Linked DNA regions of Homo sapiens: region 1 is linked to region 2. Evidence: chromatin loops called from intact Hi-C (ENCODE). Cell type or tissue: IMR-90. All regions are shown on one strand.

Region 1 (4,000 bases), 160 kb before region 2:
TTGGGTGTGAGCTTTTTCAAAGAGTTTCTTGAGTCCTTCACACGAAAAGAGTAATATATATAAAACAGGAAAACTACTAAGAGAAAAAGTGGGCAGGGCACGGTGGCTCATGCCTGTAATCCTAGCACTTTGGGAGGCCGAGGTGGGTGGATGACCTGAGGTCAGGAGTTCGAGACCAGCCTGACCAACAGGGTGAAACCCTGTCTCTACTAAAAATACAAAAATTATCTGGGTGTGGTGGCGTGTGCCTGTAGTCCCAGCTACTAGGGAGGCTGAAGCAGGAGAATCACTTGAACTTGGGAGGCGGAGGTTGCAGTGAGCCAAGATTGTGCCATTGCATTCCAGCATTACAGCCTGGGCGACAGAGTGAAACTCTGTCTCAAAAAAAAAAAAAAAGAAAAGAAAAAGAAAAAGTGATGCACAGATAATTTTGAAAAATGGAAAAGTAGAAAGATGACTAAAAAGATACTCTTAGTCTCACCCTCTAGAGGCTATCACTATATTAATATTTTGATGGATTTTCTACTAGGTTATTTTTCATGCATAGTTTTACTTTTGTTTGTTTGTTTGTACTCTATAAACAATCTCATAAACTGCCTTTCTCACAGAGCATTATCACATACTGGGCAGACTGGGCACCTGAGACACAGTCCTGGGTAACCAGGAGCAGAAGACTGGTTCAATATGAAATCCATAAGGCGCAGCTGAGCGGGAATTTGGAGAGCCAAGCAAGTGGATACTAAAAACAAGGAAGGAAGAAATGAAATTTCAGAAATTGGGCAATGTTGCCAAGAGTGGGGAGATTGGAATTTGGGTTTAATGGAGGAAAAGAACAGTTTGCTGAAGTCCACCCAAAGACTTTTCCTAGGCTGTTTAACCACTGCACATGTGTGTTGGTCTTTGGCCCATGATATTTGCTTAGCATCTGACCCTAGATACATATACATCAGGGATTTGGCACCAAATGAGGCGTGTAAGGAAAAAGCAGAGGATTTTTCTCCTAGGAACCATAAAAGAAAAACAAATGTGTTGGCTCTATGTACTATAACAGGATGTGAGGGAAACACATTGAACTCTATATTCTACAGTTGTTCTAATTGTGCATTTTACTTTCTGACAAATAGAGCCTCTAAGAATTGGTAGCATATTTGGCAGAGATTAAACTCTAGGTTGGGCGCTGTGGCGCACACCTGTAGTCCCAGAACTTTGAGGGGCCAAGGTGGGCGGATCACTTGAGGCAAGGAGTTCAAGACCAGCCTGGCCAACACAGCAAAACCCTGTCCCTACTAAAAATACAAAAAATTACCCAGACGTGGTTGTGCATGCCTGTAGTCCCAGCTACTCAGGAGGCTGAGGCACAAGAATTGCTTGAACCCAGAAGGTGGAGGTTGCAGTGAGCCGAGACCGTGCCACTGCACTCCAGACAGGCAAGACTGTCTCAAAACAACAACAACAACAACAACAACAACAACAACAACAACAACAACAACGAGATTAAGTTCTAATATATGGCCATATGGTAAATTTTATATTCATATTCAACATACTACTCTGAGATTTGAAGAGCAAAAGGCATGCTGTTGTTTTTCTTTGAAAACAGAATTTAAAAAAATATTTATTACTCATTGGAAAGAGTAATTAATAACATCAAAATGGGAAATATCTCAGTAAATAAATGCCCTAAGGTGGAATAGTTCCTATAAGCTATTCCTTTGTGAGAGCAATTTTTCCTAAAATCTCAAAGGAACTGGCCACTGCTTAATCTGAGAGGGAGGCAGGACAGAACCTTAACATTTCTGTGGTAAGACACTTAAGCCCTTATAGTTGCAATCCCTTACTCTAAGTTACTTGTCCGAGAATATCTAAGCTTATGCAAATTTTAGACTGAATATCAGAAGGCAAATGGAAAAATTAATGAGTTGAAATGCTCTTGCTTTGATTAGGACCATGACATTTGAGTTTAGTTTAGTTGAAGTAAACATATTAACAAGCCAAGGAGAAAGATAAGGAGGAGACAACACGTGAGAAGGCTGAACCAATCAAAGCAGGAGACCCAGGATGTGGATGTATGAAAATTCCAGGGAAGACTGTTTACCTCCCAGACTCCAGAACAGGAGATTGGAATTTGCAAAGGCAAAAAAGATGAGAACTGGGCTTTATCAAGCAACCATAGTTTTCAGTTGCTTCATGCATGCCTTGGGTCTGTTTTGATAACCAGCATATCTTTTGTAACCCAGGCAAGAAGGAAAAATATGTGTCCTACTGAAGGGGCTGGACTAGATTGTGAGATGGGCTCTGAGCATTCCAGCCTCAAAGATAATTAAGACTCAAGAAGTTTTCTTCTTGAGCAAGAGTTCAGGAAAAGTTTATACTGACTTCACAACTGGCTCTGACCAAAAGTTTCAGTGCCCTTTTGTTGGAAGTATTAACTTACTTGACCCCTAGTTTGTACATAAAACTGGCTAAAGAGAAAGGAGGCAACATGAAAATGGATTTTAAAAATCCGGTTTTGAACTATGCCTGGCATGCTAAAATATTTAATTCTTCAACACTTGGCATTTAGAGAAGAGGGTGGATTTAAACAGACCAGCTGGCTAATTACACTTTGCCAACATTCCTACTGGCTGCTTACTGGGTGAGTCCTGTTTATGTCAAAGTCTAACTCTGTCCTTTATCCCTTATCATGGCCAAGAAATGGAATCCCATGCATTTTACTTAATATGAAATGTTCTGGTGAAACCCAAAGCAACAAAGGCCACTTTACTTTCTTGGTGAGCTGGACAAGGCAGGTGGTACTTGAAGGTTGTGGAGAAGTCTCCGGACAGGCTTAAAGTTATGAACAACTAAGATTCCAGCTTACCACCCTCCCCACCTCCTTTTATTTATTTATTTAGAGACAAGATCTTGCTCTGTCACCCAGGCTGGAGTACTGGGTTGTGCTCCTAGCTCACTGCAGCCTCGAAATCCTGGCCTCAAATGATCCTCCTGCCCTAGCCTCCCAAAGTGCAAGGCCAACCTCATTTTAGTGAAGATAATTTTTTTATCCTTAATTAAGATATTGTGAAGCCTGGGCACAGTGGCTCATGCTTGTAATTCCAGCACTTTGGGAGGCCGAGGTGGGCAGATCCCTTGGGCCCAGGATTAGGAGATTAGCCTAGGTAATATAGTGAACCCCATCTCTACAAAAAATACAAAAATGAGGCAAATGAGCCGTGTGTGGTGGTGTGCACCTGTAGATCCAGCTACTTGGGAGGCTGAGGTGGGAGGATCACTCCAGTGTAAAGACATTTTAATTAAATAAATTTTTGAAAAGTAAAGACACTGTGCTGACCAGACAAAACGCATCCGTGAGCTGTATTTTGCTTTAAGGGCTACCAATTTGTGCCTGCTATCTAGTGACAGCTCATAATTGAAGGTCTGAATTTTTGGGCTCCACTTAATTTGTTAAAAGTGGCTTGCAAAACTCCTTTATAGGAGAGGAAACGATTGTCCAAATCTTCTGCATGTTCTAAAATTAGGTAAAAACATTTTTCCTATAACTTTTCTAGTGCCATTAAATGAAGTGTCCTTGGAAGGAAGATGTTCATCTTGGAAATTGCTAGGTGAGGGTTGCCCTTCACTTTCTCAATGAATAGCTAGCAGTAAATACTCAGGGTCCCCCTCCATCGCCCCCACTCCAATCTTAGGGGTTATCAGCACACCACTCTGGACCACTCCTTAATCCCAGGCGTACTGGGCTCTGCTATGTACTTCCAAAATCCCAGTGGCACCATAAAGGAAGCAAGCCATCATTACAGTGACTTTTAAGTCAGTTTTGTGAATAAGGCCGGAAGTTTTTGTTGATGAGAAAGAGAGATTACTGTGTTGCTTTGTATAAATAAATAAAAATAAATTCCTCTTAAGGTGGGTGCTCCTATGGGGAGAAGTTTGAATGGGTATGATTTACAGTAGGGATAGTAATATTTAGACAAGGATAGAACTATGGCTTTTAAAATCCTCT
Region 2 (4,000 bases):
CAGTGATAAATAAACACTCAAGCTTTTTTTTTCTTTTTTAAGACAAGGTCTTGCTCTTTCACCCAGGCTGGAGTGCAGTGTCGTGATCATGGCTCACTGCAGCCTCGACCTCCTGGGCTCAACCTATCCTCCCACCTCAGCCTCCTAAGTAGCTGGGACTACAAGAGAGCCACCACACCCAGCTAATTTTTAAGTTTTCTGTAGAGATGGGGGTCTTGCTATGTTGCCCAGGCTGGTCTCAAATGCCTGGACTCAAGGAGTCCTCCCACCTTAGCTTCTCAAAGTGCTGGGATTACAGGTATGGGCCACTGCACCTGGCCCAACTCTCAAGTCTTAATGGCTTAATACAACACTCATGCCACAGTCTGACAGGTGCACGAGAGGTAGCCTTCTATGTGCTGACGCAGGGATTCAAGCGTCTTCCATCTCACAGATTCCATGCCTCTTATGTGTCCTGAGAATTTTCCACTGGATCCTCTGCACTAAGCAAGTCAATGAGTGAAAGAGATCAAGGAAGATCTCATAAGACACATGGCCTGGCATAGAAATAGCACACATACGTTTAATCTTGCTTTATTGGCCGAAACCCAGTCACATGCCCCAACCCAATGGCTAGGGTATTCTTGTATGCCCAAGAAGAGGAAATGGGATTGGGGAGCATCTAGCTAGCTCTGCCACAGATGGTGACAGATCCAAAGTCATGTGGGACACAGTTGAAGGAACTAGATAAAGTCAAACTGGAAAAAAATGATACCTGTTCTCAAATATACCTCCCTCAAATATTCAAAGTGCTGTTGTGTGGAATAAGGAATATACTTATTCTGGATAGCTTCTGAAGGCAGAACTAGGAAGAAAGAGTGAGACAAATGGGACAAAGTTTTATCTGTTTAATATAAGAAAGAACTTGCTATCAATAGAGCTGTTCATCTCAGAGCAGATTACTCTGTGAGTACTAATAAATACTATTTTATTAAGTGCTTACTATGTGCTAAATTCTTAAATCATTTGGTTATAATAACTACTCTTGAAATAGTACTACTAATATCCATACTTTGCAGATGAAGAAACTGGTCTTAGAGAGATTGTGTAAGTTGCCCAATGACACACATATAGTAAGAGGCAGGACCAGGATTTGAATCCTGGTCTTTTTGAACCCAAAGTGTGTGCACTTAAACCCTAGGCCATACTGCCCTTAAGGAATTTTGTTATTAGGTGGTGTGGATAATAACAGTTCAGCAGGGATATTTCAAAGAGGATTTCTTCATTGTATTTGAGTTGGACTGAAATGGAAGCTGTCTCATGATAGGTATGTATAAAGAAACTTCTGAGTACTCACTTCAGAAGCACATATATTAACATTGGAATGATACAGAGAAGATTAGCATGGTCTCTGTGCAAGGATGACACGCAAATTCCTGAAGCATTCCATATTTTTACCACCTGAATTTTTGTAAAAATAAAATAAATAAAATAATTTAAAAAGAAACTTCTGGGGACATTGAAAGAGTCAGTTAAGTAACTAGTGCTTTGGTGTTGGGTGCTGAGGGAAGCGCAGGACTCATACAGGGAAGCAAAGTTAAGCAAAATTCATTGCTGTTCCAACTAAAACTTCACCATGAGTATGTGGTTGCCATAAGTGATTAATAAACAGTAGGAGGTTTGGGGGTGAAAATGACTCATGGGGCTACGTCCTATGCATGAGGGTTTGGCTACCACCAAAGCAAATCTTGATACAGCCACTGCCAGGAATATTGCTGGGCTTCAGCTGGATGCTCAACATCTCCCCCTACAGGAGTCAGAGATGCAAATCCTCTACTTGTGTTGGCTGTAGTAATTTGTTTAGTTCACACTCAGTCACATAGAAGCAGGCGCTGGCAGCCTTAGTAATTTTGTCAGGTAGCCATGGAGACTCTATGTTGCTTCAGAAATTCATGGTCTACAAAGGGCGAGTGGATTCTGAAAGCATTGGAAGCGCATCATAATTCCCTGTCTCTGGCTTGCATTTGTAAAAGCAGATGAGCAAAACAAATATAATCGGACCCAAGTATCCAAACCTATGAAGAGACCCATTGCACAGAACACAGTACTACTAGTCCTGCATCCTACAACAAGCAAGTTCTTATCTGGACTCAAGTGGCTATTCAGGAATTGCTGCATGCCAAGAATACAACACTGCAAGAAAATGCTCTCTAGTTTGTAAAAATTTATACCCTGTCTAAAGTGGTTCAGAAGTCACTGCCTATGCCATTTAAATGTGAAACAAAACAGAGTTCACCCCAAAGGAGAAGAAACAGTAAATATATATGGAGCACAGAATTGAACAGACTGCCACACTTAGGTAAGAAAATTGCTACACGATTTCCAGTAGCTAAAGCTGTAAGAGAAACACAGTTATATATTTTTCATTTTCTGACAACAGGAAGCAAATAAATCCATCAGCAGATAATTTTTTTTTCTCCATGCAAATAAATGAAATGACCAATGAATGGTATGGGTTCTTGTATAAAATACAGAGATTTATGGAGTGAACAGAATCTTAACTTCAGTATAAAAGATACTGAAATGAGCCCTCAGATGGCTCTTGAATTAGACATCCATAAAGACAGAGAGCATAACTTTAAGTAACAATGAAGTCATTTTTGTAACAGGCTCTGTTGACATTGTGCAGAAATTCTTTTTCCAGGGTTTAAGTTAATAGAGGGATAGAACTGTGAAGCTCTATATCAGGGATTCTCAAGCTTTAGTGAATGACTTTGGGAGCTTGATAAAAAGGTGGATCCTTAGGCCCCTTTCCCAGAGCTTTGGATTCTGTAGGCCTGGAGAAGGGCCTAGAAATCTGCATTTTTAACTCTCACCCCACCAAGTGCTTGAGATGGAGGTGGGCTGTAGATCCGATTTTGAGAAACACAGATGGGGTGACATAAGTGGACTTTGAGCAGGTGTTAGGCCAAGATCTGTTTGCAATGGGAGGGAAACTAGCTGGAAGCATTTCACAGCCTCTGTGCAGCTGAGGCTCATTTGGAAGAAGGGCTCAAGGTCTAACGTGGGCCAGGAACTACACTAGATGCTTGCATACACTGACTCTCATAAAGAACCAAGAAGCCACAGGCAGCATTTCTCTTCACAACACATTAGATTTGATGTCTATTTAAATTATCTGCCATGAATTGCTTAGAGCAAAAAGCTTACTATAACATTCTAGTTACAGAATTATGTGAGCATTGTGGTATGTCCAGAGTCCCAGGAATGTTAAGTGTGTATCCCTAGATGGCCCCATTTTTTCTATTGCTCACAGTTATGAAACATAGTTTAAAACTTGTGTCCCCATGAAAGGAATTTGTGCTTTGAAGTTCTTCCTACATCTGAGAAATCTAAACATGCCAGTGGTCATCATAAAGTAACCCTGTGGGCCTGAGGGGGATGTGGGTGTGCACGAGTGATGGGCAGGGAAGCTGCGGACAGGATTAGAGAGCTTCTTCCATTTTTCCCATTACTGGTCACCACAGGTCGTGCTGGTTTGAAAACAGAAACAAAACAAACAAGCAAAAACCCACCTAGCTTTTTGGGTTAAAGAATGGTTAACTTTGGGGCCGGGCGCGGTGGCTCATGCCTGTAATCCCAGCACTTTGGGAGGCTGAGGCGGACGGATCACAAGGTCAGGAGATCGAGACCATCCTGGCTAACACGGTGAAACCCCGTCTCTACTAAAAATACAAAAAATTAGCCAGGCGTGGTGGCGGGCACCTGAAGTCCCTGCTACTCCAGAGGCTGAGGCAGGAGAATCGCCTGAACCCGGGAGGAGGAGCTTGCAGTGAGCCGAGATCGCGCCACTGCACTTCAGCCTGGGCAACAGAGCGAGACTCCATCTTAAAAAAAAAAAAAAAAAAAGTTAACTTTTTGGGTTTGGCGTCGGTGCACATCTCTAGTCATGATAGTGTGTCCGGAATTGGTGAGTTCTTGGTCTCACTGACTTCAAGAATGAAGCCGCGGACCCTCGCGG

Evidence for each region. A loop is a pair of places that touch in the nucleus more often than their neighbours do. Peaks named below come from ENCODE experiments on the same cell type or tissue, not always from the same donor. Only the 100,000 strongest peaks of a DNase experiment are listed, where the experiment ranks them.
Region 1: a loop joins it to region 2, with 5 times the contacts of the local background. A loop is called at or near these places in 1 of 110 quality-filtered maps.

The regions. Positions count from the first base shown.
Region 1 is chr2:203,624,977-203,628,976 of GRCh38, forward strand. No RefSeq gene overlaps it. Among named protein-coding and RNA genes, the nearest start is that of CD28, 80 kb to the right of the region's middle. In IMR-90, no CTCF peak of the experiment used is centred here; DNase peaks (open chromatin) are centred at 2,205 and 2,615; H3K27ac peaks cover 2,360 bases.
Region 2 is chr2:203,780,709-203,784,708 of GRCh38, forward strand. It overlaps the pseudogene RNU6-474P. Among named protein-coding and RNA genes, the nearest start is that of CD28, 76 kb to the left of the region's middle. In IMR-90, a CTCF peak has its summit at 1,785; DNase peaks (open chromatin) are centred at 1,713 and 3,303; H3K27ac peaks cover 769 bases.